Regions from separate parts of the Homo sapiens genome. Here region 2 is linked to region 1. Evidence: read pairs that join two places in POLR2A ChIA-PET (ENCODE). Cell type or tissue: OCI-LY7. All regions are shown on one strand. Each heading gives the region's core, and the rest is flanking DNA. Links, peaks and the distances in the headings are about the cores only. Region 1 overlaps RBFOX2 (RNA binding fox-1 homolog 2). Region 2 overlaps RBFOX2 (RNA binding fox-1 homolog 2).

Region 1 (16,748 bases), core at 5,703-13,702:
TCCCCTGGTCACTTTGATCATGTGCACCCTAATTTGTTTACCACTTTGTGCTATAAAAATATTTCCTATGTATGCCATGACACCTGAAGGCTTGGGTAGCACTGCCTAGAGGGCAAAAAGCAGGTCAGCTCTATCTCTTTTATTATTTGTGTCATCTAGCCCAATGCCTTTGTTTACTTCATTGAGGACGTGCAGAAGGAGCTATAGCGAATAATGCCCAGATACATAGAAGGAAGCCTTGGTGGTCACGCATTCAGTGGGAGGCACAGAGGAGCTGCTGTGGACTAGGAATAGGAGATGAGAGTTTTAGTGTAGGTTTAGCCAGTACCAAGCCATGTGACTTTCGGCAGTCATATAACTATTCTGAGACTCAGTTTCCACATGCGTAAGATAATTGAACTGAACCTCTTCTGATTCTGAAATTCCATGAAGTGAATTTTATGTAACAGTAGATATGCCTGAAAAATGCCCAGTTCTGCAAGGATGTTTAGGTCTAGGTGATCAGAGAAAACTGTCAAACATACTGTATCACCTCCCTTGCATGCTTGGTTTGGTACCAGTAATGGGTCAAAGGCACTCTTTCTGAGTATTCTAGAAAAATTACTGGACTATGTTCAGTTGTCAGTACCTCTGAATTGGTGCAGATGGGCATTTTTAGAACCTGTAGAATTGAAGAGTAAAAGTTACAGCTTATCCAAGCATTTTCATTTGTGTAGTTAGATGCAGCTCATTAATTTGCTCCTGTGTGTCTAGAACTCTGAGATAGAATGCTATCTTGTGCGCTCTCTATGCTGCTTTGCCAGATTTTCTCCCCGCTTTCCTGTTGAGTCATCCTCTTTTTTAGTGAATTTGGTAGCGTCAGTTGGCAGCATGAGGTGGTGAAAAGAATACGGGTTTCAGAAACCTCACTAGGTCTAAATCCCACCCCTGCCATTTCCAAGTGTATGACTGTTAAGTTACTTAACCTCTCTGAGCCTCAGTTTCATTTGTCATATAGGGAAAATAGTGGCACTCAGGATTGTTGTGAAGATTTGAGATAATCTATGAATATACTTAACATAGTGAATGGCACACAATAGATGCTCAGTAAATAACTAGTACAAGCCAACTTTTTGCTTTGAACATTTGCATAGGCAGACTACTCACCACTCCGAAGTGTTTTCTGTATCACGTTGAGGGTATCTTTGAATTCATCTAGGGAGAACTTTGATAAACACAAACTAGTTTTTTGTGAAATATTTTTCCTCTTAGTTTGTATGTTAAGTACTCGTGGCTCGGGAGCCCTTGTTAAGGTTGCCTCCTGATGGAGAAAAATCCCCATTATTTGTTGTAAACTTTTTTTTTTTTTTTGCGTTGCACAGTACTATTAAGCATTCATTATGTCATTTATTTTCCCTCTCTCGCCATCATCAAAAACAGGGAAAGAGACAGACAGATATGATTCCTGTACTGAGGCAACTTACTTGTTTGATGATTATGTAATTTATATCCAATAAACATAATTATAGACCACTTACTTAAATTACCAGAAAACAGGATATGTTCTCCCTGTCTGTGCAGTCTTAGCTGGACAGGCACCAGGCCCTCTCTTATTCATGCTCTATATGGATGAACTTCTGGATTTTATTTTGAACTGTTGTTTTTTCATAGTTCAATTCTGTCTTCTTAATAAATCAGTTCAGCCAACATTTAATGAATGCCCATAATGGGTAGAGCCAGCTGTTGCAAATACAAAGATGATTAAAGATTAAAGACATAGTGTGCCCTGGCCGGCCTTAGTGGCTCACGCCTGTAATCCTAGCACTTTGGAAGGCCGAGGATGGCGGATCATGAGGTCAGGAGATCGAGACCATTCTGGCTAACATGGTGAAACACCGTCTCTACTAAAAATACAAACAATTAGCTGGGCATGGTGGCACGCACCTGTAGTCTCAGCTACTCAGGAGGCTGAGGCAGAAGAATTGCTTGAACCCGGGAGGTGGAGGTTGCAGTGAGCCGAGATCACGCCACTGCTTTCCAGCCTGGGCAACAGAGCGAAGACATAGTGTGCCCTTAACAAATTTATAACACCATGGTAGAGAATCTGTATGCACAGGTAATAATGATTTTTGAATGCTATTCGAATCTGTCTACACAGATAATAATGATTTTTATATGCTATTCAATTAACATACATAAGTGAAATCCTTTTATGTGCTATTTCATCCTCACAACATTGCTAAGGACTAAGTATCATTATCCCTATTGTACAGGTGAGGAAAGCAACCATGAGAGAGTATATGACAAGCAGTAAATGGCAGACCTGGAAACGCAATCTCATCTTTTAAAAACTATGGCTCTTATTTCATTTTATGCTAGCTTCTTTTGGGAGAACCTGATTTTTTTTTGTTTCATTTTATTTTATTTTAAACTGTCTATTGAGTGATAACATTTACTCCTCAGTGCACCTGAGTGTTAGCTATTATCTTCATTTTACAGATGAGAAAGCAGATATTTCAGTAACTTGCAAAGTCACACAGTTTGCAATTGTCAGAGTTAGAATTTGAACTGTGGTTTGTCCATCCCTAAAACTTGCTATACCACAATTAGCCTCGTCTTGTATTTGTTCAGTGGTTTCCAGTTTATCAGTATAGTAGTCCCCCTTATCCATGGCTTCACTTTCTGTATCTCTAGTTACCCAAGGTCAATCACACTTCAAAAGTATTATATTTTGAGAGAGATAAAGAAACCACATTCGTGTAACTTTTATTATAGTATATAATTATTCAGTTTTATTATTAGTTATCATTAATCTCTTACTGTGCCTAACTTACAAATTAAACTTAATCGTAGTATATATAGAATTCAGTACTACCCAAAGTTTCAGGCATCTACTTGGGGGTCTTGGAATATATTTCCCACAGATGAGGGACACTACCTGTACTAGCATTCAGCATGGTACAAGGCTAGAGTAGAGAAATGAAAATAAGGAAACCTGAATTCTGTTTTCATCACCCTTCGTTACTTGAGACAATTACTTAACTGTGTATACCTTGATTTTTCAGGTTACGAAAAAGATATATTCTTAGGAACATTCATGGAATAATCTTAGAAAAATGCATATCAGTCATTTTAGAAATGAAGTAGCAAGTAACTGATGGCTTTATCATAAAACTTGAAAGTCACAGACTGTGAGTCAAAAGATACAGTTTCGGGTCTTGGTTGTGCCATTTGTCAGTGTATCATCTTTCTGAGCATGTTTCCTAATCTTTAAAATGGGACCAAGAGATTATAGAGATAATCTGTGAAAGTTTCTGGAAGTTCTTTTGTGTGAGGCAAAAATAAGCTAATAACAACACCTTATTCAGGTTTCACGTTAGTCATTTAGTGCTTTTTATCACTATTTTGCCACTCTAATTGCTCTACACAATTAGAGAACTAGACTTAATAGTAAATTGAATTATCACAAAATGTAGACAATGGCTCAGTTCAGATAACATTTAAGGTCAGATGCCGTGATAGGTACCGTACTTGACAGTGAAAAGCCATTAAAAGATTCTAAGTAGGATTGGGAGTAGGGTGAAGTGAAGTTTATAATTAGATTTTTTAAAAAGATACCTACATAGATTAGAGGAGAGTAAAAGTGCAGAGAGAAGTTAGGTGATTGTTGTGTAAGAGTCTGAGTGACAGGGAAGGTCATGATAGAATGGGCTGGAGGGAAGCGGAACTGTATTGAGAGATTCAGAAGGTAAAATTGACAGGATGTTATAATTTAGAAGAGGACCAGGTTTTTGTAGGAGGGAAGATGAAAGGGATCATGGGTTTGGTTTTGGATTTAGTACTTGGGTAACTTTGAGATGTTCAAGAGGAAATATTGCTTACATGGCCACCTAGGTCTGGAAACAGAAGGAAAGACAGAGGCTTTCCTCTATTGTGAGAAACCTGCATGCCCCGAGCGGGTCTCATAATGGCTTAAAATGATAACGGTCTAGGGAGGAATGTAGAGCAAGAAGAGAAGTTAATGCCTGGAGAAGAATGAATTTTCTTTTCTTTTCTTTTCCTTTTTGAGATGGAGTCTTGCTTTGTCACCCACCCTGGAGCACAGTGGCATGATCTTGGCTCACTGCACCCTTCGCCTCCTGCATTCAAGCGATTCTCCTGCCTCAAGCCTCCCAGGTAGCTGGGATTACAGGCACCCACACCACGCCGAGCTAATTTTTGTATTTTTAATAGATATGGAGTTTCACCATGTTGGCCAGGCTGGTCTTGAACTCCTGACCTGAAGAGATCTGCCCACCTTGGCCTCCCAGAGTGCTGGGATTACAGGACTTAGTCAGTGTGCCCGGCCAAGATTTTCAAAGGAAGCAGGGAACTAGGTTTTAAAGACCTTATTCTTAAGGAGGAAAACCAGGACATTAGGAAATCAAGATAAGAGATTGTGGCAAGACACTGAAAACTGTCCTTGGATTTAGCAATATGGAAGTCATTGGTGACTTTAGCAAGGGTTATTTTGGTGGAATGATGAGGGCAGAAGCCTGAGTTTAGCAATATGGAGGTCATTGCTGACTTCAACCCCTCTTCCCTTTCTGCCATGAGTGGAAGGAAGCAGCCAGAGACCCTCACCAGATGCAGGTGCCAGTGCCACACTTCTTGCACAACCTGCAGAACTGTGAGCCAAATAAACCTCTTTTCTTTATCAATTACACAGCCTCAGGTATTCCTTTATAGCAACATTAAATGGACTAAGACAATAGCCTAGAGCAATGGGCTGTATTGTATAGCCTAGGTATGTAGTAGACTAGACCATCTAGGTTGGTGTAAGCACACGGAACCTTGATGTTCTCACACAATCAGATTGCTCAGTGATGCATTTCTCAGAACACATTCCTGTTGTTAAGTGATACATGACTACTATATTGCAGATTTGAGGAGTGAAGCAAGGTATAAAATAGTAATCTCAAAAAAATGGGGAGTAAATTTACTACAGAGATGAAGTAGGCCTAAGATTTGTGATCATAAATTTGATGTATGTGGTGGCGAGTCAGTTGTGTGAGTTTTATCCAGCAATCTTCTGTTATTTAAATGCAGGAGAGGAATAAGTACATAGTTGGAGCTGCCAAATGAGTTAGACTAAGGGAAAAGAGGACAAGGAAATTAAGATTTTTTGGAGAGGACTCTGTGTAGTATGAGGCCATAGGATCTAAACTGGCTTAGGAGGGAGGTAGAACATAAGAAGGAGTAATAGTGAAAAAGTGGTACATCAGCCTGTAAACTATAGATCTTAAGGAGGCTGGAGAATTGCCACAGGGGTCAAACTACTATTGTAAGCAAACGCTTGATGGTGTGATAATAGAATACTTGAAATTTTTGTAGGTAATGATTGTATTAGAATATGATGCTAGGTGAATGGCTTTAGGTGAGGTGGTGGAAAAATACAGTTGGTGCTAAAGACTTCAAAAAGAAGGCCAAAATGTTGAATCTATGTGGCTGTTGAAGTTATCAGAGTGATAAGACTAACAATGGAGATGAAATCAGGGAGCCCTATTTAGCAGGGGACAGGTGCAGTTTGCCTGGAGGGAAGAGAAGTGGTTTGGAAGCAGTATTGGGAAGGAAGGAAGAGGATATCTGGAAGGTCCAACACTATATGGTAATGGGGAGTAAGGCCGATGCTTGCCCCTGCTGAGGTATGTGATGAGTAAGAAAAAAGTGTTTACTGTAGAAGCAACAGTAATCTCAGGGGCAGTCTGGTTTCCTTAAGATCAAAAGAGTAAAGAGAATATCACAGAAGAGAGGTGAGTGTGTAGAGGAGTTTGCTGAGAATAGCCCATGACCTCCAGGGCGTGGGAGGGCAAGGAAGTGCAGGAGATGGGATCAGAAAAGGCATAGAGAACAGTTACCATTGTAGTTGTTCAGGTATGAGGTAAAAGGGCCTTGAGGTCAGGGTTTGACAATGAGAATAAAGATTTTAAGTAGATAGGAAAGGCTTACGCATGAATGCTAAAATATGGCAAGCTTCAGTTATTTAGGAAAGCCGCCTTTACTATTTGTTTTAATATGACATTTAATGTTAAACAACTATCTCTTTCTGGTCATGTTTCAAATCAGAATATGGAATTTTGTTGTTGTAAAATATATAAATTAAGGACTAAATTTGGAACCAAGTAAGTAAATACTTAGTAGATTTTAAATTGTTCGTTTGGAGGAGCAGAAAATCAGCGTGGTCAAAGCACACATATTGACAAGACGGAGAGGGAGGGTGGAGGATTAAACACCCAAGATATATTTCCTCTGGTCCTTTTCCCAACAACGACAAAAATATATTTTAGGAGTTGTAGTCTTACTTCACTAACTCCCCTTTCTCCTTCTTGGTTCTGGAAAACTGTACAGTCGTGTACCACATAAAGACGTTTCAGGTAGCTATGAACTGCATCATTCATCAGTGCAGTTCAATGCATCAGTCAATGCAGTTGAAGGCATCAGTCAATGCAGTTCAATCTTACGGTGGTTTCATAAGAGTGTATAAATAACAATTGTATCTTTACTGTCCCTTCTCTGTGTTTAGGTACATAAATACCATTGTGTTACGATTACCCACAGTAGAGTATTCAGTAGTCACCTGCTGTACATGTTTGTAGCCTAAGAGCAATAGGTCGTACATACCGTATAGCCGAGGTGTGTAGTAGGCTAGGCCATCTGAGTTTATGTAAGTACACTCTATGATGATCTCACAACTATGAAATCACCTAACAACACATTTCACAGGATGTGTGCCTGGCATTAAGCAGCACATGACTATATTGCTTTTAAAAGTTGTAATCCAGTTGAAAGCATTACATTCCTGTTTAGAATTAATAGGTTTTTCTGAATGTGAGAACTTGGTGCTCCTCTTCACACATTTTTTTTTAGCATCTTTCACTATTATTAAATAAGAGAACATATGTTACTTGTAATTGAAGGCCAGCATAGAATAGACATTCCACAGATATTGGTTGAAAAGTTAATTGGATATTCTAGGTATAATGAACTGTCTGGGTAGCAAAGTGTTCAACTAAAATATTGTGTTTGGGCCGGGCGCGGTGGCTCACGCCTGTAATCCCAGCACTTTGGGAGGCTGAGGTGGGCGGATCACGAGGTCAGGAGATCGAGACCATCCTGGCTAACATGGTGAAACCCCGTCTCTACTAAAAATACAAAAAATTAGCCGGATGTGGTGGTGGGTGCCTGTAGTTCCAGCTACTCAGGAGGCTGAGGCAGGAGAATGGCGTGGACCCGGGAGGTGGAGGTTGCAGTGAGCCCAGATCGTGCCACTGCACTCCAGCCTGGGCAACAGAGTGAGACTCTGTCTCAAAAAAAAAAAAAAAAAAAAAAAAAAAAAAATTAGGTTTGGGTTTCACTTAACCCAAATCTATAGGCTCTGTACTGTCTTCATTGTGTATTAACTTGTACGGTGTTTTACTTGCTTATTTAAATATAGACCATCTATTCAGAGGTTAAATAAATCAAGAGGGAGGTAAGAGTCAGAAGCTTATGTTGTTTATGCGGGGAAACGACCTAGCTTTCATTCCCTAAAATAACTGTCAAATTATTTTTCCTGAGTGTGTGAGATGAACTTTAATCACTGGCAAGATTCTTGTATCCATGAAAATCAGAAAACTGACTATGGTTTCATTGTGTTTCTCATCATACGCTAGTTACATTTCTGTCCCTGGCCTAGTCATTAGCCTGCCATATGATTAGACAGATGATCTTTATGCTCTTGTGTCTCATCTGTAAAATGGGCATGATTTTTCCCAGTAGAATTGTTAAGTATTATTTCTTAGATAAATTGACATTCACATAAAATATTCTTAATGATTTATTTATTCTGCTTCTTGTACAGTACTTGAAATTGCCAGTTAGGTAAAAAACATCATGGTTTTTTTGGCAAGGTGGGACTGAAGGTCTCACTAAACAGTACAGTAGATGCCAAAGGCTGGGCAGGGGTAGGTGGTCAGAGCACGTGTTGGGAAGATCAGTTGTTGCTGTGTCTGTGTTCTCCTCTGCTATATTTAAGTAATTTTAGATATTTATTTTTATTTTTGTGTTTAATTTTATTAAATTAAGGTTATTAAAAATAAGTTTCTTGGATTCATTGAAAATCAAAACCATTTTTGCATGTTGCTCAACAAGTTGCTCTAATATTGGATGTTTGCAGATAATATTCAAACTGGAGAAATTTTCGATTGTTAAAGGCAGTTGGGATTGGAAGAGATAAGAAAACAAATTCCCAAGTGCCTCCTATGATAGGAGGCACTGGGTCTGATGCTTTCATTACTATTATCTTGTTTCATCTTACAACGGGGAAGGAAGATTCAAATGCGCAGTCTTGCTTCAGAGTCAGTACTCTTAACCAATATGTTGTAATACATTCAGCTAGTCTGTGATAGGCAGCATCTAAGATGGTCCCTAGTGATCCCCACCTCCTGATATTCATACCCTTGTGTATTATCTTCCCCTTATAGGCTGGACCTAGTGACTCACTTTGAATGCATAGAATATGGAAAATTGATGAGATGTCACTTCTAAGATTTGGTTACAAAGAGACTGTGGCTTTTATCTTGGGTGCTTGCCCTCTCTACCTTTCTCTCAGAGCCCCTACACTGTTAAGTAGCCTTGTGGGAAGGCCCAAGAGCCAGTGATGTCTAGGCCTAACAGCTAGTGACCTGCCAGCAGCCAGGTGAGTGAGTTTGGTGGTGGATCCTTGATAGTCAAGCTTTAATGATTGCAGCCCCAGCCAACACCTTGACTGCAGCCTTGTGAGAGTCCCTGAACCAGAAGCACTTAGCTTACCCAGCTGGATTTCTGATCCACATAAACTGAGATAATAAATGCTGTTTTAAGCTACTGTGATTGAAAATGAATTGTTACATAGAAATAGATAACTAGGCCGGGTGTGGTGGCTCACATCTGTAATCCCAGCACATTGTGAGGCCGAGGCAGGCGGATCGCTTGAGCCCAGGAGTTTGAGACCAGCCTGGGCAACATAGCAAAACCCCATCTCTACTAAAAATACAAAAATTAGCTGGGCAAGGTGGTGCGTGCCTGTAGTCCAGCTACTTGGGAGGCTGAGGTGGGAGGATCACCTGAGCCTGGGAGGTGTAAGCTGCAATGAGCTGAGAGCAAGAACTTGAGCAAGAGAGCGAGACCCTGTATCACAAAAAAAAAAAAAAAAAAAAAAAAAGAGATAACTACAGATTTTGGTACCAATAGTGGGGTGCTTTTTGGTGAAAATCTAAACTGGGAGTGACTTTGAAACTGGGCAGTGGACTTTTAAGGAGAGTGTTAGTATAAGATTAGAATACCTTGAACACATTATAAAAATGGGACTTTGAGGCGATTGTCACGAGGTCTTAAAGGAAAGAAACTGGAAGAAAGGGGATCCTTGTTATGTAGTGGTAGAAAGTTTAGCAACACTATCATTTATAGTTGTGGAAAGCAGAAAGTGTGTTTCATGAACTGAGAGATCTAGCTAAGTAAACTTCTAAACAAAACATTGCAGATCCCCTCTGGTTCCTTCTTGCTGCTTAAAGTATGAGGGGAAATAAATAAATTGAGGGAAGCACTGTTAAAAAAGGAGCCAGAACTTGATGATTTTGAAAATTCTCAGCCTTTCTGGTTGGCAGAGGGTGATGAAATTGAGACACGGCAAAGATCAATTCAAGAGCCACTCCGGGGAGAATGGCGGTCTAAAGATAAAGCCAAGACTGTGCCTTTAAAGCCTGCTGTTAAGACCTGAGAAGGTAGTGCCTTAGCATCCTCTTCAGTCACACTCAAGGCCTCTCCGTCAAACAATAGGGCTTCTAGCCTTTTTAGCAGGAGCCCAAGGTAGAGGTAGAAGAGTTCCTCTTGGAGAGATCTATGGGTATAGCTTTTGTCTATTGTGGTGAGATATGCAGGAAATCCACTGTAGCTAGGACTGAACAGGAAAAGAAACAGTACAAAATGAAAAGAGGCTGTCGGACACCCCTAGCATTCTGCTGGCAGGAAGCAGGCTGAGAAAGTGCTCAGGAGCTAACACATGCCACCTTTCATCAAAAGGGAAAGATGACTCAGAGGTTGGAAGCAGGAGCCTAGAGATGAAGGCAAAAGTCATGGAGAATTCTTTTCCCAGTGTTGAGACCTAATCAAGGAACTTTCAGTGTTTGCCCTGCTAGATTTCAGAGTCAGTATGGATCAGTGACTCTTTTGTGCCCCCCAATTTCCTGCCTTTCTTTTGTAGAAAAAGTTATGCCATTTAGTGATTGCAAGGATTTTAGAGAACAGAAACCCAGAGGGCAAGTGAGAAAGCAGCCCTAATACTCTGCCATCTAGGCTCCCAGAATGCCATGCTGTTGTTAAATTGCTTCTTTTGGCTTTTGCTTACAAGTCATAAGTACCAGATGATATGTGCAAAACTGAAGCAATCAGGAGAGGATTTCCCACCCCCGTATTTACCCACTTTCTCTCATCAGTATGAATAAACTGTCCCCTCACTCATGAAGCATTTGCATTCCTATATAAGGTGAACCTTCCAGTTGTATACTAGGTCCTATCTCTGCTAGTCTGTTTAGGACATGGATCCAGCAATTCTCTTCCCTCTCTCTGGGATCATCAAGTTTTCTGTCTTTATTGGATTAGTCCCGTCAGCATACAGTTAAGCTGTTCTTCCACTTATTTAAAAATAATACTCTTGACCTCACTTTGCCAGCAACTGCTGAATTTCTTTTCCTTTAAAGCAAAACTCAGTAGCGTTGTTTATATTTGATTATATCTGATTATATCAGTTCTCCTCTTAAACCCACGCAGCCAGGTTTTTATTGCAACCACACCACTGAAAGGGCTCTAGTCCAAGTTGCCAGTAACTTGCATGCTGCTAAATCTAGTGGTCTGGTCTCAGCCCTCATCTTACTTGACCTATCTGTAGAATATTCTATCACTGATCACTTCGTTCTCTAATTCACTTTCTTGGATACTTGACTTGCAGGACATCATACTTTCCTGATTTTCTTCCCACCTCTTTGGAAGTTTGTACTCAGTTTTAAAGTTGTAATATTTTGAGCCAAGTCCTTTCACCTCTTTTTTTGATTCTCTTTCATCCACTCTCATGGCTTTAGTTCTCAGCTAACCAGGAAAGTTTTACCAGCCGGGTAAAATGTTTTTTTCCTTTAACATATATTAAGTTTTCTTTTCTTTTCATTTCTTTTTTTTTTCTTTTTTCTTTTCTTTCTTTTCTTTTTTTCTTTTGAGACAGGGTCTCACTCTGTTGTCCAGGCTGGAGTGCAGTGGCGTGATCTTGGCTCACTGCAACCTCTGCCTCCCGGGTTCAAGCATTTCTCCTGCCTCAGCCTCCCAAGTAGCTGGGACTACAGGTCCATGCCACTACACCCGGCTAATTTTTATATTTTTATTAGAGACAGGGTTTCACCATATTGGCCAGGCAGGTCTCGAACTCCTGACCTCATGATCCACCCGCCTCGGCCTCCCAAAGTGCTGGGATTATAGGTGTGAGCCACTGTGCCCGGCCCTAAGTTTTCTTATAATTAAGAAATAAGAATAAAGGGATAGTGAAAAAACAACTGCATTAGACATTAAAAAAAAATTTCTTCCTTTTTTTTTTTTTGGAGACAGAGTCTCATTCTGTTGCCCAGGCTGGAGTGCAGTGGTGCGATCACAGCTCAGTGCAGTCTCAATCTCCTGGATTCAAGCTATCCTCCTTCCTTAGCCCCTCGAGTAGCTGGGTGGGACTACAGATGTGTGCCACCATTTTTGTATTTTTATTTATTTTTTTGTAGAGACAAGTCTGTGGCTGTGTTGCCACAGGCTGGTCTTGAATGCATGATCTCAAGTGATCTTCCCACCTCAGCCTCCCAAAGTGCTGAGATTATAGGCGTGAGCCACCATGCCTGACCAAAGGTTCTTCCCCCTCCTCCCTGCCACCCGAGACGGAGTCTCACTCTGTTGCCAAGCTGGAGTGCAGTGGCGCGATCGTCGGCTCACTGCAAGCTCCGCCTCCCAGGTTCACGCCATTCTCCTGCCTCAGCCTCCAGAGTGGCTGGACTACAGGCGCCCGCCACCACGCCCAGCTAATATTTTTGTATTTTTAGTAGAGACGGGGTTTCACCATGTTAGCCAGGATGGTCTCCATCTCCTGACCTCGTGATCCGCCCACCTCAGCCTCCCAAAGTGCTGGGATTACAGGCGTGAGCCACCATGCCCAGCTGTCAAAGTTTCATGCAACTAATTAGATATTACCCCTACAGTAACCATCAATCACATTTGAATGCTGTCTATATCTTTTAATCCCTTTTATAATACCTCATGGTTTTTGTCCTTTTTGCCTATCCCTCCTTTCTTCCTTCCCTCCCTCCCTCCCTTCCTTCCATGGCTGGGAATAGTTAAAAAGTAAAAGTTGCTGAAAAGTCAGAATGTTTCAAGATGTAGGAAAAATAAAGATCTTCTAAAATTTCACAGTGAATCTTAGGTTTATAAAAGGGTCCAAGGAATACATGTATTATTACAAGATAAAATAGTTTATTTTTAAAGTAACAATTTCGTTTTTCTGTTTTCTTTTTGGAATACCTCTAAGAAAGAAAAATCATAAAGTATAAATTCTTACAGGTAGAACTGAACTGCTTGAAAAGAAAAGTTGGGCCCAGTGGACTCTGATGATACACTGGGTGTTAAATTCTGTCTGTATGTTCTTGGCTCTCAAATGTATACCTCTAGCTAGAACTCTCTCTAGAAGCTCATATCTAACTGCCTACTTGACATTTCCATCTGTAATATAATAGTTACCTCAAACTTGACATGTCCAAAGCTGAGCTCCTGGCCTTTACTTGCCTTCCTCTGCCCTCAGACTTGCTAAACCCACAGTTTTCTTCTTCTCAGATAATGACATCTTTCTGTTACTTGAGCTAAAAAAAACCTTAGTCATCCTGGACTCCTCTTTCTCCCTCACTGCGGTCCTGTTAATTAGCAAATCCTTTAGGTTCTGCCTTTCAAAAATAACCTAAATTCAATCCATACTAGCTCTTCTTCCTTTTTTTTTTTTCCTCAGTCTCGCTCTGTCGCCCAGGCTGCAGTGCCGTGGCATGATCTGGCTCACTGCAACCTCCGCCTCTCAGGTTCAAGCGATTCTTGTGAGTCGGCTACCTGAGTAGCTGGGATTACAGGTATGCGCCACCATGCCTAGCTAATTTTTGTATTTTTAGTAGAGACAGGGTTTCGCCATGTTGGCCATGCTGGTCTCGAATTCCTGGCCTCAAGTGATCCACCGACCTTGGCCTCTCAAAGTGCTGGGATTATAGGCGTGAGCTGCCGTGCCCATCCTACTAGCTCTGCCACTTCTATCCTGGTTCGGTATTCCATCTTCTCTTGCCCAGGTTTTTGTAATAGTCTGCTACCTGGTCTCGCTATCTCCACTATTGACACTGAAGAATTTATTCTAATCACAACATCTGACATAATCCTTTGAAAATATAAATCTGATCATGCACAAAATCCACTGATGTGTTTCGCTCAGAAGAAAAGCTAGAGTCCCCACAAGGCTCCAGTCAAGCCTGCTCCTAGGTACTTGTTTGACTTTCATCTCCTCCTGTTCTCATTTCTCACAGCTACTTAGGCCTTTTGGCCATTCCTCAAATTTGCCAGGCACTTTGTACAGCTGTTCCATGGTATTCATGAGGGGGTTGGTTCCAGAGCCTCTTAAAGATACCCAAATCCGCAGATGCTCAAGTCCCTGATATAAAATAGTGTGGCATTTGCATATAACCTACACATATTCTTCTGTATACTTTAAATAATCTCTGGAGTGTTTATAGTACCTAATGAAGTGTAAATTTTATGTAAATAGCTGTTATATTGTTTCTGGAACACGATTTACGGTGACAAGGAAAAAAAGACTGTACATATCCAGTACGAATTATTTCTCCTGCCCCAAATATTTCCCATTCATGGTTGGTTGAATCCAGGGATGCAGAACCCACAAATATGGAGGGCTTACTGTACTTGTTTCTTCTGCCTGTAATGCTTCTCTCCAGATATACTCATGTCTTCCTCCTGGCCTTCAAATTTTTGCTCAAATGTTTCCTATTCAATAAGGCCTTTTGAAAGCCATTTTACTTTAAATTTTTCATAGCATTTATCTTCTAAATATTATAAAAACAGGCCATACGGCCAGGCACAGTGGCTCATGCCTGTAATCCCAGCACTTTGGGAGGCCAAGGCGGGTGGATCACGAGGTCAGGAGATTGAGACCATCCTGGCTAACATGGTGAAACCCCATCTCTACTAAAAATACAAAAAATTAGCCGGGTGTGGTGGCGGGCGCCTGTAGTCCCAGCCACTCTGGAGGCTGAGGCAGGAGAATGATGTGAACCTGGGAGGCGGAGCTTGCAGTGAGCTGAGATCGTGCCTCTGCACTCCAGCCTGGGTGACAATATAAATAAAAAATAAAAAAACAGGCCATGCATGGTGGTTTATCCCTATAATCCCAAGACTTTGGGAGGCCAAGGTGGGAGGAACTCCTTGAGGCCAGGAGTTCAAGACCAGCATGGGCAACATAGTGGTACCCTATCTCTACAAAAGCAAGTTTAAAAATTAGCCAGGGTTGGTGGGACACACCTGTAGTCCTAGCTGCTTGGGAGATGGCATGCACCTGTAGTCCTGGCTACTTGGAGGTTGAGACAAGAGGATTGCTTGAGCCCAGGAGGTCAAAGCTGCAGTGAGCTCTAATTGTGCAGACTGCACTCCATCCTGGGTGACAGAGCGAGACCCTGTATCTTTATTTTATTTTATTATTTATTTAGATGGAGTTTCACTCTTGTCACCCAGGCTGGAGTGCAATGACATGATCTCGGCTCACTGCAGCTATCGCCTCCTGGGTTCAAGTGATTCTCCAGCCTCAGCCTCCTGAGTAGCTGGGTTTAAAGGTCCATACCACCATGCTCGGCTAATTTTTTGTATTTTTAGTAGAGACAGGGTTTCACCGTGTTCGCCAGGCTGGTCTTGAACTCTTGACCTTAGGGGATCCACCAACCTCGGCCTCCCACAGTGCTGGGATTAGAGGAGTGAGCCACTGCGCCTGGCTTGAGACCCTGTATCTTTAAAAACAAAACAAACTCCGTGTGTGTGTGTGTGTGTGTGTGTGTGTGTGTGTGTGTGTAGTAGTAGTAGTAGTAGTATGTATATGTATGTAAAATAAAAACTTTTTTTCCCACCTGTCTCCTCTTTTAGAGTTTTTTGTCTGGTGTATTCGCTGCTATTATCTTCAGTGTCTAGAATAATGAATGGTGTTCAATAAATATTTGTCAAATTCTAGAGGTTTTTTTACCTGTGATTTTTTTCAGTAACGGAATACTTAGTAACTATAGAATTTATAGTGGTAGAACTCTAGCTGACATCAGCTATTCTCTCTCACATCGCAGGGACCAGTGCTTTGTACTATTGAGGCAGTAGTGCTTTAATGGCACAAGCTTTGGAACCAAATTAACTGGGTCCAAATCTGGTTCTGATGCATTCTGTCTGAATGACATTGGATAAGTTACCATGCTTTCTCATCTGTAAAATGAGAATAACATAATATCTATCACAGAGGGTTGTTTTGAGCCATGTAACGCTCTCAGAACAGTTCTTGGTGCATAGTAAATGTTCAGTATATGTTAGTTATGATTGTTACCGTTTCAGACCCATCCCAGCAGTTCTGAGTCTGTTGTACTCCTGAGTGGCAATACTGAGAACTGATTCAGGGTCTCCTCCTTATCACCAAGTCTCTTTCTCCTTTAAAAATATCATGGGTATGTTAGGTCTGCCTTTCTACCCTTCACCTCCAGTTCTCTCTTCTACTGTTTAATCTTTACTTACACTAATAGCATTCTTTTATATATCCACATTTTCCCCTCTTTTTTTTCTCTTCCTTTCTCCCTTCCTGTCCTTTTAGCAAGTACTTATTAAGCATTACTTTTTGCTTCCCTATTCTGTTCTAAATCTTGCTGTTTCTTTTTCCTTATCTTCATGTCTTTGTTTCATTATCAAATAAAAAATTACCTAATTTATGGTTGATTGACTAGAATTACATTTGTATCAGGGAAAATGGGAATGCAGTAGGTGTTGAAATAAAATTGAAATTATTTTTTAAAAAGTTGCACCAGTGACTAAAACCCTTGAAAGTACTCCTACTCCTTCCTCTAAATCTACAGAAGTCTCTACTTTCTTAGTCAGTGATTAAATTTGTCTTCTACCAACCAACGTGCAAGGTGATCTGGGGGAAAAGTATCTCTTATTTAATTACATTGGCATTATTTGTAATTTTCTGCTATTTTAGCTATCTTGTTTTTTGTTTATTTTTATTTCAGATGGATAGTAGTTCAGGTACATTACTGGTACAGTGTGCTCAAACGTTTTCCCCATGATTACTAGGTTCTTGTGATATCTGGTCTAGAAACACAGCCATCATTTATAAATCTGTGTGTGTGTGTGTGTGTGTGTGTGTGTGTGTGTGTGTTTCTTTTAATGGGAGAATGTGATCAGAGTTCTAAAAAACTGAAATAAAAATGCATTTTTAGAATATGACTTATTTTGTAAATTTTAGATAGATTATAGAATGACTACAATACCCTTTTTCAGAGCAGAGGAAGTGAACCCATTTAGGCATCCGTTTAAAGGAGTTTTGTTTTGAGGCTTTAAGGGTCTTTCATCTGTAAGATGAGCTGTGGTACTGCCTATTATATATTAATAAACGTTACAAGGAAAAC
Region 2 (16,748 bases), core at 5,569-13,568, 56 kb after region 1:
CATTTGATAATGACCTGTCACATAAGCTTTCTCAATATAGAATGTCTATACTGGTGGTTAGGCCTGGGTTTTCAAAGTTAAACGGTTTATTACAATGTAAGAGCGATGTATGGATGTGTTTTCACTGTTTTGCTACTTAGGTTCTTTGCATCTTCAGATGATACCATCTCTGTAGTCCCCAGTTTCCATTGCTCAGCTGTTGGAAAAGGGCTTTCAGTGAATGACTTTTTCATCATACCATATTAGATCCTTGTCAGTATTTGCACAGTGTATGCGCTTTATTATTACATATGCTCTACTTTTATAGGGCCTGTTTTTGTTTTAATTATCAAACTACTCTGTCATTTATAGTAAGTAATCAGTGCTCTGCTAAAAAGCAAATGGCAATTTAATCACAAAATTCTAATATAGCCGATAGACATGCTTATGTGATACTTAAAACGTTAATTTTATCGGCTGTTCATGTGTATGTTGTAGGAGTATTTCACTGAGATCTCTTATTTTTTGGGCATATAGACCAGATTATTGCATCTCATATTTATGAAAATAGCAATATGGAATATGAAGGAAAGATAAATCATTCTTGTACTATGTGTAAAATTCGAAAAACAAAATTGCAAATGACTTCAACACTAATTAGTAAAAAATAAATGTTTAGCCAAACTCAAATTCAGTTATACTATCTATTGTTGAAAGGGAAAGTGTACTAGGCAGAGAGGAAAAGATTTTACAGTATGGATGTGAAAGAAAATTTTTGTACTCTACTATGGTATAAGACTGCCAGTTTCTGTGGAACACAAAGCCCTCCCTTTCTTGGACAGCTCAGTGCTTTGCTGGCATTTTCTTCAAAATCTGTTTTCCATCAGGACCAAGAGGAGGGAAGGTGTTAGGAATAAGGGAGGTTGGAAAGGGGGTTGCTGTTCCTTTAAATAGTGCAGTGAGTCCATGTGGCAGCAGGCCGCTCTGGAGTGTATTCTTTTGTAATGAATCACCAGTTCCATTGTCTGCTATCTCCCCTCTTTGTAGCTGGAAGGCTGAAGTCTTTCACCTGAGCTGCTGCCAGTTCGCTCTTCTGTTCCTGGGTGGTTGGGAGAAGAGAAGAGGGAGGGTATTTTATGCTTTAATTAAAGACAGATAAGAGAGCAGGTATGTTTTGCTTTGTTTCATTTTCTCTTTTCCTGTTTTTGTTTGTCTGGTTTTTGAAAGGAGTTGGAGTAGAGAATCTATTCTGTGATTTTGCTAAGCATATCCCATTTTCTTTGAATTCTGGAGGTCCTCTCAGCATTTAGTCTCCATTTTGTGGCACTGCTTTAAAGTGATTCCATTCGGTTGCCTGCCAGTCATGCTCCCTTGCCACTCGAACCTTATCCCACCCTTCATCCACGGAGCTGCAGCCACACTGTTTGTTTTGGCACACTTTCCACTTTCTATGGGCTTTGCAGGATTTGGGGAGTTGGAGGATAGGCGGGGATTGTGGGTTGGAGACTGAATTTATGTTCCTTTACAATGAAAAAAAAAAGCCTCACTTTTTCCAGAGATTTGGTTTCTTTCTGAATTCTTCTACATTGCTCCATATCTTCAGTTATAATCATTTCTTCGCTGAGGCCAAGATTGTCTCTTGAAAAGTATTGCTTTTCTAAAAATTACTTAGCTTTCTTGAAAAGATAAACAGAATTTCATAAATGAAGCTATGATGAAATCCGAGCAATCTTGACTCATTAAATTGTTTTTTCCGTCTTAGTCACCCCCTAATCACACACACTTTTCTCTTTCTTTTTTGGCCCCCTTCTCTATTTTTTCCTTTATCTTTCTCCTTAGCTTTGCAATTGAGTCTAGGTAAGCTTAATATTTGACAACCTATTACTTAAATTTGTATTGCTACAGGAGACATCTTCATATTGAACAGTAATGACATTCCTCATTCCTCTCAGTGATAAGGCATAAGCTCAAATTCCTGGTTTTGTTCCTCCAGTTTTCTGTTCTCCCCTGAGAAATTCCAAACTCTGATCTACACAGATTGCCATATGTAAACAATTTTATCTCTCTCAAATTTGAACTTTTCATCATGTAATTCCTTACCTAGGGGTTGTTTCTTGGACATCTGTTTATGGTAGACAGATAGTTTCTGGGAACCAGTCATACTAGGTGATACAGCCCCCCCTTACCCACCCTGGTCTCCTTCTGGTATACCATTCCTCTCCGGGATCTGACATTATTGGTATCCCACATGTTCCCTTCCGAAGTCATAATTCCTCACTCTTTTTTTTCAACATTTCCAAACCACTGTCAAATCTTTTTTGAACATTTCCTCCCAACATTTTGTATGTGAAATTTGCCAGGCACAAATACAAGGCTCCCCTGCAGTAAATACTTTGCTCTTTTGATTGTAGCACCTTTCTTAGTGGGCTCCAGTGTTCAACCTCTTCTAGGCAGTGAGAAATGCTGCATTCTGCCATCACAATGTATTGTGTCTATTCCCCAGACTCTTAAATGTTTCTCTATTACTATTAGAATGATTAAATTCAGGAAACTAATTCATTAGAGGTCATTGCCAGAGTGAATCATTTAAAATGCAAGTCTGATTTTGTCATTCCTGTGCTTATACCTTACAGTTGCTCCCCTTCAGTCTCTGAATAAAATCCTGTGACCCTGCATGATCAGGAACCTGGCTGTCTCTCTAGTCTCATCTCCTGCCATCCTTTTCTTTCTGTATTTCATTCTAATGACACTGGCCTCTTTGCTGTTCTCTTAACATGCCTAAGACCCTCCTGCTCAGGACCCTTCTGCTTTTCTCCCTGCCCAAAATGTCTTCCCACTGGTACCCATATGGTTTGTTCTACTCTTGAATATTTCTTCTCAAGGGCGACCTCTCCCTTAACTTTCCTAGCTAAACCAGCACTCCCTCATCACTCCTACCTTCATTCTGCTTTGTCTTCACTTGTCACTGATTTTAGTTCTTACCGTTGATTGTTATATGTTTGTTTGTTGTCTGTCTCCTCCCCGACCCCAAACAGAAGCTCCCTGAGATCAGGATCCTCGTCAGCAGTCTGTTGTATTCCCAGTGTGTAGAACAGTGCCTGGCACATAGTCATAATAAAAATAGCTAATCTTTATATATGCTTATGATGCATTAATATCAGATACCGTTCTAAGCACTTTACCCTCATTAACTCATTGAATCCTCTCAGCAGCTCTGTGTTATCTCCATTGTACAAAAGAGGAAACTAGGCATATGACGGTTAAGTAACTTGCCCAAGTTCAGACAGCTACTAAGAGATGTTGTGGGGAATGATATCCAGACAGACTGGCTTAGAAATTGATATTCTTAACCACTGTACTCTAATGCCCCTTGTAGGTATTGGGTATTCAGTAAATATTTGTTGAATGTGTGAATAAATTAATTTAGTTGAGACTCTGATTCATTTCTGAAATTTCCATCCCTGACTTAAGACTTTGATAAAACACTTGCAGTAATGGAATTCATTGTTGAATAAGATTACTTCATTCTTATAATATGTAATAAAGTATACATTATTCTATGATAAAAATATTAATATTATCTAATAATACTAAATAATAATGCAGAGCACATACTGTGCATTAAGCATTGTCTTAAGTGCTTTACATATTTTAGAGCATTTATTCCACTCAGCAGCCTTATATACTTACTCAGCAGTACTATTAATGTCCATGTTGTAGAAATTAGGAAACCCAAGGAGTTTGGCTCCAGCATTTCTGTTCTTAACCACCACTAATAATGACCATTATAAAAATGTTTTTGTTTTTTTATACCTACTTTGTGCCAGTCAATTTTACATACATAGCACATTTACAAACATAATTATTCATATTATGTATCACTTGTCAATCATCTTTGAGATAGGTGAGGTTTTTCCCATTTTTTGCAGGAGACTTTGAGATTCTAAAGATCAGGCAGCCTGGAAACAGAGAGAGATAGGTTTCAAACTGGAGATCTATTTAGTCCCAAATTCGCATGCTCTTCCATTATTCTGTGAACCTCATAAGATAAATAGTTCCATTGTTGGCCATGATAAGTAGAAAAGTTTTCTTTATGAGCTGAAATCTGTTTTCATGATTGTCTTCTCACTCCTTCTCATTTTCTCATCTGGAGTTGCATTGAGTGGTTTCATGTCTTCTACATAAAAACCAAATATTTGAAGATACTGCTGAACGTTCCCTTTAATCTTCTGTTGCCTTGCTTATTTTTCCTACTTCCTTGAATTACTCCTCATAGATATGAAAACATACGGTTTCCAGAATGTTTACTGACTGTCCTGGACTAGTTGCATTAATTTATATGAATGATTTGTCATTTATGTCTAATCACTAAGTAAAAATATCAATTATGATTACTTTTTAAGTTTTATTGATGCATAATTATACATATTTATGGGGTACATATGATATTTTGATACATGCGTATAATGTGTAATGATCAAATCAGTAATTAGGATACCCATGACCTCAAATATTTATCATTTCTTTGTATAGAGAACATTTCAAATCTCCCCTTCTAGCTATTTTGAAATACACAATAAATTATTGTTAACTATAGTCACTGTGCTGTTGAATATTAGAACTTCTTCTTCTTCTTTGTTTTGGAGACTGAATCTCACTATGTTGCCCAGGCTGGAGTACAGTGGTGCAGTCTTGGCTCAGATCTTGGCTCACTGCAATCTGCGCCTCCTGGGTTCAAGTGATTCTCCTGCCTCAGCCTCCCAAGTAGGTAGGACTACGGGTGCATGCCACCACACCTGGCTAATTTTGTAATTTTAGTAGAGACAGGGTTTCACCATGTTGGCCAGGCTGCTCTCGAAATTCTGACCTCAAGTGATCTGCCTGCCTCTGCATCCCAGAGTGCTTGGATTACAGGTGCGAGCCACTGCACCTGGCCAAGAACTTATTTCTTCTGTGTTTTTGTACCCAGTAACCAACCTCTCTCCATCCCCTGCCTCCTTCCCAGCATTTGCTAAACATTCTACAGTTATGAGTATTAAGTATCATATCTTTGTTATAAGTTTTGTTTTATGATAACATGTTTGGCTTTAGTCAGTTTCTTTTTTGTTGTTTTTGAGACAGGGTCTCACTCTTTCGCCCAGGTTGGAATGTAGTGGTGTGATCTCGGCTCACTGCAACCTCCGCCTCCTGGGTTCAAGTGATTATCCTGCCTCAGCCTCCCAAGTAGCTGGGACTACAGGTGTGCGTCACCATGCCCAGTTAATTTTTGTACTTTTTGGTAGAGACAGGGTTTCACCATGTTGGCCAGACTGGTCTTGAACTCCTGACCTCAGGTGATACACCTGCCTCGACCTCCCAAAGTGCTGGGATTACTGGCGTGAGCCATCGCATACAACTGGCTTTAGTCAGTTTGTATAGCTCATTGAACATGTAGTGTTGTTGGCAATTTATAATTTCAAAAATGAAGGGATATTACCTTGAACTCCTAAAAAGAATAAATAGAATATTGTTTTTCTCTCCACTATAAAGCATGCCCTCAGCTGATTGGCAGGAATCTACCTGTCTTTTAGTATCTGAGTCTTGCCCTGATCCCTCAAAGGTTACTGTCACTGAGTAATGGAAGTCAATAATTATTTTATGAAATTATAAATGAATGCTTTTATGTCCACAAATGATACAACTGTATTCTTTTTTCCTAATGTTAATTATGATTCCTCATAAGAAGTTTGGAAGAGACAAACTGGGACTTAAGTGAAGGAGATTGGGTTTTGAAAAGACTCTTAACTGAGAGCAAAGATCCACGAACTTTTTCTGTAAAGGGCCAGATAGTAAACAATTTTGGCTTTGCAAGCCATGTTGTTTCTGTCACAACTACCCGGCTGTGCTGATGAAGCATTGAAGAAGCTATAGATGATAAGTAAATGAATCGTTGGTTGTAGCTGTGTTCCAGTAAAACTATTTACGGACACTGAAATTTAAGTTCCATGTAATATGTATGTGTCACAAAATATGATTCTTTTAACTTTATTTTTAATTTATTATTATTTTTTTTTTGAGACAGAGTCTCTCACTATCACCCAGGCTGGAGTGCAGTGGTGCGATCTCGGATCACTGCCAGCTCTGCCTCCTGGGTTCACGCCATTCTCCTGCCTCAGCCTCCCAAGGGCAGGTGCCTGCCACCATGCCTGGCTAATTTTTTGTAATTTTAGTAGAGACAGGATTTCACCATGTTAGCCAGGATGGTCTCGATCTCCTGACCTTGTGATCTGCCCACCTCGGCCTCCCAAAGTGCTGGGATTACAGGCGTAAGCCACCGTGCCTGGCCTCTTAACTATTTAAAAACGTAAAACCATGCTTAGCTTGCAGGTTATGCAAAAGTAGGTGGAGGGCTGGCTTTGAACCACAAGCTATAGTTTGCTGATCCCTGACTCAGAGGGATACAGGACCTCGCAATTTCCTTTATAGCATACGTAAGGTTTTCCCATATAGCTTCATGACAGAGAGACAGTTTTGAGTGGTTCTAGCAGGTCATGATGGATCCCTTTTATAATAGAATGAATCCCCTGATTTGCTCTCTTATTTCCCCAGCCCCAGAAAATATGAAGATTCTTCTCCTTCTTTACTTCCTTTCTCCCTCCATATGCTGTATTTTATACCTTATTGCTTTTCATATACATTTTCATATTTTTTTAAAAACATTTTTCATGTAGTTATATACTGTATAACAACATTTGGGTCAACGACAGACTGCATACACAATAGTGGTTCCATAAGATTATAATACTGTATTTTTACTGTCCCTTTTCTATATTTAGACACACAAATACTTAGGTTTGTGTTATGCTTGCCTACAGTATTCAGTATAGTCACATGCTGTACAAGTTTGTAGCCTAGGAGCAATAGGCGATGCCATATAGTCTAGGTGTGTAGTAGGCAATACCATCTAAATTTGTGTAAGTACACTGTGTGATGTTCACACAAAGACACTTGCTTAAGGACACGTTTCTCAGAACATATCCCTGTCATCAAGTGATACATGACTATTATTTATTACTTTGGGCCAGATGCATTTTTCTCCCACATGATTAATTTGTCTTTAAAGGTTCAGCTTAGACTTCACCTACTTCAGAAATCTTCCTGTCTCACACAGTTGTCCCTCTGTGCTTCATTAACATTCTGTATGCATTGTTCGTTTAGCTTATATGGTACTATAATTGTGAGTATATTTCTGTGTTTTTCCATCAGACTATAGTTTCTTTCAGGATTGGGACTATATCACCAGTGTCAGCATCCAGCAAATATTTCTTTTGAGTTAATTAATGATTTTTAACTTGCTAATTCATTGATAGTGTCCTCTTTTGAAATGTTGAATGGGAGAGTTAAATTGGGTAGTCACTTGTAACCTAATGCTTATTACTTAAATCAGTTAATACTTAGCACACATGTAGTTTGGGAAATAGATGCTTTACATGGCTAGAAGATTGGGAGGATTTTGGAATAAACAACTATTTGAGGGACACAGGAAACTCTTGTATTGTAGATGTTTTAGTGAAAGTGGAAGCCTGGGTGTATGACGGTAAATGGCATAGGAGCTCTAGCCTCCTGGGGAGTCAGGCAGGAAGGACGAAGGGCATGACTCCCGCAACTGGGGAAAGGGCACGACAGAGAAAGAGAAGTGGAAGGTGACAATGAAATCTTAGGGATTGGCAACCCATGGCAAGTATACCAAATGTGGTATATTGAGCATAGTCATCTTCCTCTCTGCTTTGCCTTCCACTCAAGATGGCCAAGAGTTAGATTCTTTACATACTACTTTTGAAAACTTGTCATCGCAGATATATAGCAGATCCTAACCAGCCATTCTATGTCATTTTCAAGGCTCACTATTCTTTTAGGTCTTTTTCCCTCCCTCTCTCTGTTTCTTTTTGGATCTTTTCTATATGGTAACATCAAATGTACTTACCTTTTTTTCCCTGCAACATCTAGTCTGCCATTAATCCAATCCAGTGGGTGTATATGTGTTTTTTAAATCTCAGATTATAGCTTTCGTCTCTAGAATTTTTATGTAGGTCTTTTTCACACCTCTCATGTCTCTTAGCATGTTCATTTTTTTCCTTTTTTATCTTGAACATATGAGACACAAATGTTTTAATGTCCTCATCTGCTAATTCTAACATATGTATTAGTTCTGGGTGAGTTGTGATTAATTTATTTTTCTCAGCATTATGTGTTGTAGTTTTCCTGCTTCTTTGCATGCCTGGTAATTTTTGACTGGATGCCATACATTGTGAATTTTATCTTGTTGGGTTCTAGATAATTTTTTATGTCTATAAATATTCTTGAGCTTTATCTACAGCACAACTGCGTTTCTTAGAAAAAGTTTGATCCTTTCGGGTCTTGGGTTGTTTGTTTGTTTTGTTTTGTTGTTTGTTTTTTGAGATGGAGTCTCGCTCTGTCGCCCAGGCTGGAGTGCAGTGGCGCGATCTCGGCTCACTGCAACCTCTGCCTCCCGGGTTCAAGCGATTCTCCTGCCTCAGCCTCCCGAGTAGCTGGGATTACAGGTGCGTACCACCACGCCTGGCTAATTTTTTGTCTTTTTAGTAGAGATGGGGTTTCGCTGTGTTAGCCAGGATGGTCTCTATCTCCTGACCTCAAGATCCGCCCGCCTCGGCCTCCCAAAGTGCTGGGATTACAGGCATGAGCCACCACGCCCGACCTCAGGTCTTGTTTTTTAAGCTTTGTTAGACAGGACTAGAGCTGTGTTTAGTCTCTGGTTAATTTTTCCTGGCCACTGAGGCAAGACTCTTTTTAAAACTCTAATGGATGCTCCTTACATCATTAGGTTTTCCACTCTGGCTGTTAAGAACAGGATTATTCTTGGCACTGTGTGAGCTCCTAGTACTGTTCCCTGTATTTCTTTCAGGTGGTTCTTTCCCCAGCCTCTGGAAGTTTCACACATAGATGTGGCAGTCATCACTCAACTGAGTACTTGAGATCTTTAGAGCTCTCTTTCTCTCTGCAACTTTCTCCAGTACCGTCCCCTGTGCTGTCTTGGCTTCTCCAGACTTCTAGGTCTATCTTCTCAATTCATGGAACCCACCAGGTTCTGCCTGGGTCCTTCCTTCTCTGCTGCAGCCTGGAAACTTTATCCATGTGATAAGTTGGGGCAGTTGTAAAGCTCAACTTGCTTGTTTCCTGACTCTGGAATCTCTGTCCTTCCTTGCCTACTAGACAATGTCTTGAGTGCTGTTGTTTCATGTATTTTGTGGTTTTTTTAGTAGTTTCAGGTAAAAAGAAAAATCTGTTTCTTTTTTTTTTTTTTTTTTGAGACAGATTCTTAGTCTGTTGGCCAGGCTGGAGTGCAGTGGCAGAATCTTGGCTCACTGCAACCTCCGTTTCCCAGGCTCAAGCAATTCTCCTGCCTCAGCCTCCCAAGTAGCTGGGATTACAGGCATGTGCCATTATGCCCTGCTAATTTTTGTATTTTTAGTAGAGATGGGGTTTCACCTTGTTGGCCAGGTCGAACTCCTGACCTCAGGTGATCTGCCCACCTCGGCCTCCCAAAGTGCTGGGATTACAGGCGTGAGCCACTGCGCCTGGCCTTAAATCTGGTTCTTGTTACTCCATCTTTATTGGAAGCAGAAGAGTGAACACATACTTTTAAATGAAAATTAAGCAGTGTTGCATTGAATATATTTTTAATTTATGAGTGAAAATCAGTTGAACAGTTCATTTCAAGGAGTATTAAGGAAGAATGCGTAAGATGTGTAAGTAATTATAATACAAAGTGGGATACAGTAAATTACATGAAAATGATGTCAGTAAAGTGTTGTTAAAAGCTTATATGAGGAAAGAGTTTGAGAAGTTTGGCAGAAGTGGAAGGTGTGAGGAGAATGGCTATGGCATTGCTTTGTGTGTGTATGTATATGCGTTATACAAGACATTATCTGAAACTAGAATCAAATTCTTTAGTATTGAGTGAGGTTTAGTGGTAGGATAGTTTCAGAGAGTCTAGGACTGATAAAATTAATGGGGGGAAAAAAGTCATTAGCAGAAATACCTAAGCAAGAACACAGGAAAAACAGAGTTTCCATGTTTTTATAGTTTGGTGTGATTTGTGGTCTTGCGGAAAAGGAGAAGCATCCTTTTTTCCTATGTATTACCTGCCCTTGCAAATCTTGCAGAAGAGGGAGAAAATTCAAAGTACTATTTTTTCACTGTGTTAAACAGTGTAAAAGATAGGGGCACTCCGGACTGTGAAAATGATGACCACTGCTGCAAACTTGGTGGAACCTTAGAAAACCTCAATAAGCAATATTTAGACTCTTTGAGTCATTGCTATTTAAATGATAATCAGATTATCTACAGATTTCAATGGCAACACATTGTAGAACTAAATAAGTAGATGGCATTGTTTATAGCTTTCTTAATTTCAGTTAAAATGGTCACCTGACTGTTGTTCGCTAACATAGAGCAACTGTGACCAAAAGCTTATCTAAGTAAAGTAATCCCCCCATCCACAGTGTCCCTTTTCATGGTTTCAATTACCCATGATCAACCATAGTCTGAAAATACTAAGGTATGGTATTTTGAGAGAGAGCGAGAAGGAGGCCACATTCACGTAACTTTTATTACACTATATTGTTATAATTGTTCTGTTACTATTAGTATTGTTGTTAATCTCTTACTGTGCCTGATTTGTTAAGTTAAACTTTCTCACAGTTATATATGTATAGGAAAAAAAACAGTATATGAGGGTTCAGTGCTATCTGCAGTGTTAGGAATCTACTGAGAGTCTTGGAGCATATGCCCTGTGGATAAAAGAGGCTACTATATATGCTTTAAAGTTTTCCCTCCTGAGGAACCAGGGGGCATTTTTGAAAAACAGGAGATGCAGGGGGGGAGGTTTGTTTACTTTTACTTAGCCTATCTCTTATATGCAATCTTTAGGAAGAAGAATGTGATTTTTCCCCTCATATTTGTATTGATGTGACTGTTCATATGAAAAAGAACATGGAGAACTTTAAGATTATAACTCAGCTGTTAGCATTTATATTTTGGACTATGTATGCTTTCTATTTTTTCTTATTCTTTCACAATAATAGTGGTAATTATTATCTCTATTTTTTTTTTTTTTTTTTTTTGAGATGGAGTTTCGCTCTTGTTGCCCAGGCTGGACTGCGATGGCGCGATCTCGGCTCACTGCAACCTCCGCCTCCCAGGTTCAAGCAGTTCTCCTGCTTCAGCCTCCCGAGTAGCTGAGATTACAGACATGCGCCACCAAGCCCAGCTAATTTTTTCTATTTTTACTAGAGATGAGGTTTCTCCATGTTGGTCAGGCTGGTCTCGAACTCCTGACCTCAGTGATCCATCTGCCTCAGCTTCCCAAAGTGCTGGGATTATAGGCGTGAGCCGCTGCACCCGGCTTTTTTTTTTTTTTGCCAAAAGCAAAGAATTTTTTATATATGATCTTAGTTAATTCCTTTTTTTTTTTTTTTTTTTTTTGAAGCGGAGTCTCACTGTCTTGCCCAGGCTGGAGTGCAATGGTGAGATCGTGGCTCACTGCAACCTCCACCTCCCGGGTTCAAGTGATTCTCCTGCCTCAACCTCCTTTGGTAGCTGGGATTACGGGCACCTGCCACCACGCTCAGCTAATTTTTGTATTATTAGTAGAGGCGAGGTTTCACCATGTTGGTTAGGCTGGTCTCGAACTACTGACCTCAGGTGATCCACCCGCCTTGGCCTCCCAGAGTGCTGGGATTACAGGCGTGAGCCACTGCACCCGGCCTATCTTAGTTAATTCTTGTAGGTACCCTTTTAGGTAATGATCCTTATTTTCATTTTGCAGATGAAAAACCGAAGGCCTTGAGAGCTTAAGTTACTCATCTAAGGTCACACAAATAGTACATTCATTGCAGAGCCTAAATTTTAACCCATGTTTATCTTTCTAAAGTTTATGCTATTTCTGGCCCTGCCCCCATTTTGATGACAGGTATTACATTAAGTATAATATAAAGAATACAGACCTTACTATTAAACTTTTTCTTTTTTTTTTTTTTTCACTTAGTCAAAATTTATTTGAAGGCCTGAAGACATTTAGTTAACTTTTTCTTTACATAAACTCTGCCTTCCCCCACCAAGTCTCTGTAACCCACCTTTGGCCAAACCCTTGAGAAATGTCTACTAATTGTCTTGGAGCCTTTGGTTCCTCTGGGGTAAGCACAGAATTGATTAATTTGACTATCTGATGCATTTTGGCTTCCCAAAATTTTATCTTATTAACTGCACTCCCAGGCTGGAGTACAGTGGCGCCATCATGGCTCACTGCAACCTCCGCCTCCTGGGTTCAAGCAATTCTACTGTCTCAGCCTCCCAAGTAAGTGGGACTACAGGCACATGCCACCATGCCCAGCTAATTTTTGTATTTTTAGTAGAGACGGGGTTTTGCCATATTGGCCAGGCTGGTCTGGAACTCCTGACCTCATGTGATCCACCCGCCTCGGCCTCCCAAAGTGCTGGGATTACAGGTGGGAGCCACCGTGCCAGGCCTAGAAAATTATTCTTGAATGAAGCTGGATAGTGTAGTTGATTTAATTGATAATGATAATAATGAAGTTTCAAGTGAGGAAGACTATAAGTAAAGAGAAGAAATAGATATGTCTTTTTATGCTTTTTTAAAGTATGCCCTGTTGGTTTAGCATTGACTTGACTTTCACAGGAAATGTGGAGTGAAAACTACAAACATTTTCATTACTAAACAACTATTAAAATATGGATGGCTTGTTTTTGGTTCTTTTGTTAGCTGGTTTCAGGTATCCCTAGTTCTGTCTTCCGCAGGCCACCTTTCTTAAGTTGAGATAGGTTTTCCTGTTCAGTAATAACAGTCTGTTTATAATAGCATTTCTGATGACTACTTCTAACATAGGACTCCCATTTCTTCTCCAGGCTGGCCTCATTGTGATAAAGGATTCAATGTTGTAATCACTGGTTTACATTTCATTGCCATTCCTGATTGAAGGATCAGAGTCCATGGCCTGCCTTATTGATCCATTTGCTAGAGATCAGTGGGGTAACGGGAATTATTTTCCTCTTTAGACTGCATTCTGATCTTGGCTACTATTGCATTCATGAAGAAGGAGGGAGATGAAAAATTAGGCATTCTAACTGGTAAATACTTGATGTTTTCTTTTGTTTCTGAGAGTAGTTAGACCCTTGCAAATCTTTTCTGTTTGTAAGGATTTAAAATAATGTTTAGCATATAGTGCTGGGTGTGTTTGTAGATGGCATTAGGACTGTGACTTACAGCACATATTTAGGGTTTTTTTTTTTGAGATGGAGTCTCGTCCGTCTCATCCTGTCTCCCAGTCTGGAGTGCAATAGCGCGATCTCGGCTCACTGTGACCTCCGTCTCCTGAGTTGAAGCGAATCTCCTGCCTCAGCCTCCCGAGTAGCTGGGATTACAGGTGTGCGCCACCACACCTGGCTAATTTTTTGTATCTTTAGTAGAGATGGGGTTTCACCATGTTGGCCAGGCTGGTCTTGATCTCCTGACCTCATGATCCACCCGCCTCGGCCTTCCACAGTGCTGGGATTACAGGCGTGAGCCACTGCATCCGGCCACATATTTAGTTTTGATCCTTCTCTGAGTTGCTTTGCTTCCTGTAATTTAAATGTGTCTAATTTATTAAAGCATAAGTATACAGGCAGTTTTAAAAATTGTAGTAAACACTTCTTATTTTCCTTTTAATCTTCTCTAATTTTCTTTTAATAAATCTTCGAGTTCTTAAAAGTTTTTTAAAGAAACATAAATGTTTAATAGTTATTTAACGTTTCTCAAATATATACAGGAAACTGGAATTAACAGAACTCATTTATGGTTGAAATCTTGTTTTGCAGAAAATAAATCATTACTTCTGGGTCAAGATGGTAGATAGATGCTTTCATTTGCCTCACATCTCTTACAAGACTCCCCTGAAATAACAGTATAGAAGTACAAAAAATAAATCAGCAATAGCAAATAGAAAAAGGTGAAATGTAGCACTAATATACAAGAGAGTTATTAAATTTCTGGAAAAGCTAAAACAAATGAGAACCAATAGTTGGATGAAATGAAGAATAAGCAGATGCCTGTTGGTGAATACAAGGAGGCTGCTTGCTAGTGTTATGGAAGCCAGTCTGTCCAGGGGGAACCCATGGGAGCTCTCTGAGCAAAAATGAAAGAGACAGAAAACAGAGGAATTCAGTGTTTATTTAGGGGATAACTCAGTTACCTGGCATTGCCAAACCCTTTCCAACCCCTTCCCAGTGGCAGTAGTCAGCAAGTACTATGCCATCCCCTTTCTCTAGCATTAACAAAGGAAAAACAAGGCCGGATGCGGTGGCTCATGCCTGTAATCTCAGCACTTTGGGAGGCCGAGGCGGGCGGATCACCTGAGGTCAGGTGGAGACCAGCCTGGCCAACATGGTGAAACCCTGTCTCTACTAAAAATGCAAAAATTAGCCAGGCGTGGTGGCAGGTGCCTATAATCCCAGCTACTTGGGAGGCTGAGGCAGGAGAATCACTTGAACCCGGAGGTGGAAGTTGCAGTGAGCTAGGATTGTGCCACTGCACTCCAGCCTGGGCGACAGAGTGAGACTCACTCTCAAAAAAAAAAAAAAAGACAACCCAAAGGAAAAACAAAACATAAAACAGTGTTTGTCTCCAAAGAAGTTGATCAGAATGTTTGGGGAAATTTAATTTTGTGTGTGTGTTAGATATTGGCACCTCTTCCTTTAGTCTCATATTTAGGGGGATGGAGAGGGAGGGCATTCTGCACTTTGCTAGTGGCTTACACTAACACAAAGCCTGCCAGTGACATGCTCTTCTCTGTCTTATACTGAGTTCCCATTAGAATTTTAATTCCAAAGAGAGATGTAATCAGAAAGCAAATTCACAGAGGAAACTCATACTAGCTAACAAGTCCTTTTACCTGGGTTACCAGTACGTGAGGATCATTAGAAGTCTTAGAGGAACTTTTAGCATGAAAGAGACCAGAAAAAACAAAAAGAAAACCTGAACCTAGGGGCAAAAGATAATGCAGGAAACAGAAGAGAACTTTAAAGGAATCTTCTAACTAAAATACTCATAAATACTCATTTATAAAACCAATACTAGGTATAATGAAGAGCAAACAATTAGAGAATGCAAAAGGAGATTTAGAACATTATTGTCAATGGAAAGCACACAGTAGAAGGATAGCCAAATAGAGTTGGAGATGCTCCCAAAAAGTAGAGGTTTAATTCACCAAAATGGAAAATACAAGACACAAGTCATAGACTCTGTTCTTAGCTAGTGTTCTCTAGAAAACAACCTGAAACAAAAACCTTACCCACTAACACTTTATTGGGGAGTACCATCTCAGGAAAGCAGGAGGGAAAGAAGAGTGAGACAAGGCAGAAAGGCTGGCCCTCTCTTTGTAATAGGCCTTGCTGATTGCTTGGTTTTACTGGAAGTCTTCAGGAAGGTTGTGTAGAGCTATTGCTTCTCTGTCCTTTCCATCCAAAGAAGGTGTGAAGAGGTGTTTATGGTTTCCTCCCATTTCCTGCTCCTCCCCCTTTTGGTCAAAGTTTGCCATACAAACAGTTAACTCACTTGACCCCTTCCTTCAGCGGCCTCAGGAGAGGAGGCCAGGTCCTACAGTCCTATGGGTAGATCAGGTGTGTACTGAGTATGTGTTGCCAAAGCTTGGGGGTGGTCAGAGCAGTCAGTAATCCCTAATGGCAGCCTCTGGCCTGGGAACCTCTGCCTTTTAGGGAACTATTAAAAGAAGGTCAGTCCTCAAAGGACTGACAGAGTGAAGGATAGGATACTACTGCTTTTTTTTTTTTTTTTTTTTTTTTTTTTTGGAGACGGAGTCTCACTCTGTCCCCCAGGCTGGAGTGCAGTGGCGCAATCTCGGCTCACTGCAACGTCCACCTCCACCTCCCAGGTTCAAGCAGTTCTCCTGCCTCAGCCTCCCAAGTAGCTGGGATTGCAGGTGTCCTCCACTACACCCCACTAATATTTTTAGTAGAGACGGGGTTTCGCCATGTTGGCCAGGCTGGTCTCGAACTCCTGACCTCAGGTGATCCGCCCACCTTGGCCTCCCAAAGTGCTGGGATTACAGGTGTGAGCCAACACGCCTGGCCAGGCTACTGCTGCTTTTAATCATAAGCTCTTCTTACCTATTTGATTTGCTATCATGTGCATGTGTTAATTTGATAAAGATAAAAAATAAAATTTAAAAAGAAAAAATGAATTACCAAAAACACTCTGGAAATAACTATCAAAGATATTTTAGAATGCATTTAGAAAACAGAATGAACTTCAAATATGAAAAAATAGAATCTAATTAGTTTATATCAGGAACATCTTGGACTGCTAGAATTGATCCTTTCTCCTTTCCCACTCTTTCTTGCTCACTCCTTGTTAGCCTACAGTACCCTGGGGTTGAAATCTAGTAGTCTTCTTCTCCTTCATACCCGTTGCCAGGTTCTGCCAAGTCTGCCTTTGGATTGTCATTGCTCAGGCCCCCCAGTCTATATCTCGCTGTGGCTATTGTATGTAGTTCATAGCTTTAGTGTAAGTCCCTTCAAAGTTTGTGGTATCCTTCTAATGAATCTCCTTGTCTTCCCTACCTCATATCACCTTTGTTTCCTGATGCTGAGTGTTGGTCACTTCCTGTACCACCATATCATTTTTGTTATAACAGAACTTTGTGTTTGCTTATATACTCTACTGGGTTGAAACA

Evidence for each region. Peaks named below come from ENCODE experiments on the same cell type or tissue, not always from the same donor. Only the 100,000 strongest peaks of a DNase experiment are listed, where the experiment ranks them.
Region 2: POLR2A ChIA-PET joins it to region 1 with 5 read pairs; 5 of 35 experiments call an interaction of 5 or more read pairs at or near these places.

The regions. Positions count from the first base shown.
Region 1 is chr22:35,876,452-35,893,199 of GRCh38, reverse strand. All of the region lies in intron 2 of RBFOX2 (RNA binding fox-1 homolog 2), which reads left to right. Among named protein-coding and RNA genes, the nearest start is that of RBFOX2, 140 kb to the left of the region's middle. RefSeq lists an enhancer at 9,801-10,302. In OCI-LY7, for the core only: no CTCF peak of the experiment used is centred there; DNase peaks (open chromatin) are centred at 9,969 and 10,319; H3K4me3 peaks cover 1,882 bases; H3K27ac peaks cover 3,933 bases.
Region 2 is chr22:35,820,718-35,837,465 of GRCh38, reverse strand. The region is part of intron 2 of RBFOX2 (RNA binding fox-1 homolog 2); the gene reads left to right. Among named protein-coding and RNA genes, the nearest start is that of APOL5, 110 kb to the right of the region's middle. In OCI-LY7, for the core only: no CTCF peak of the experiment used is centred there; no DNase peak of the experiment used is centred there.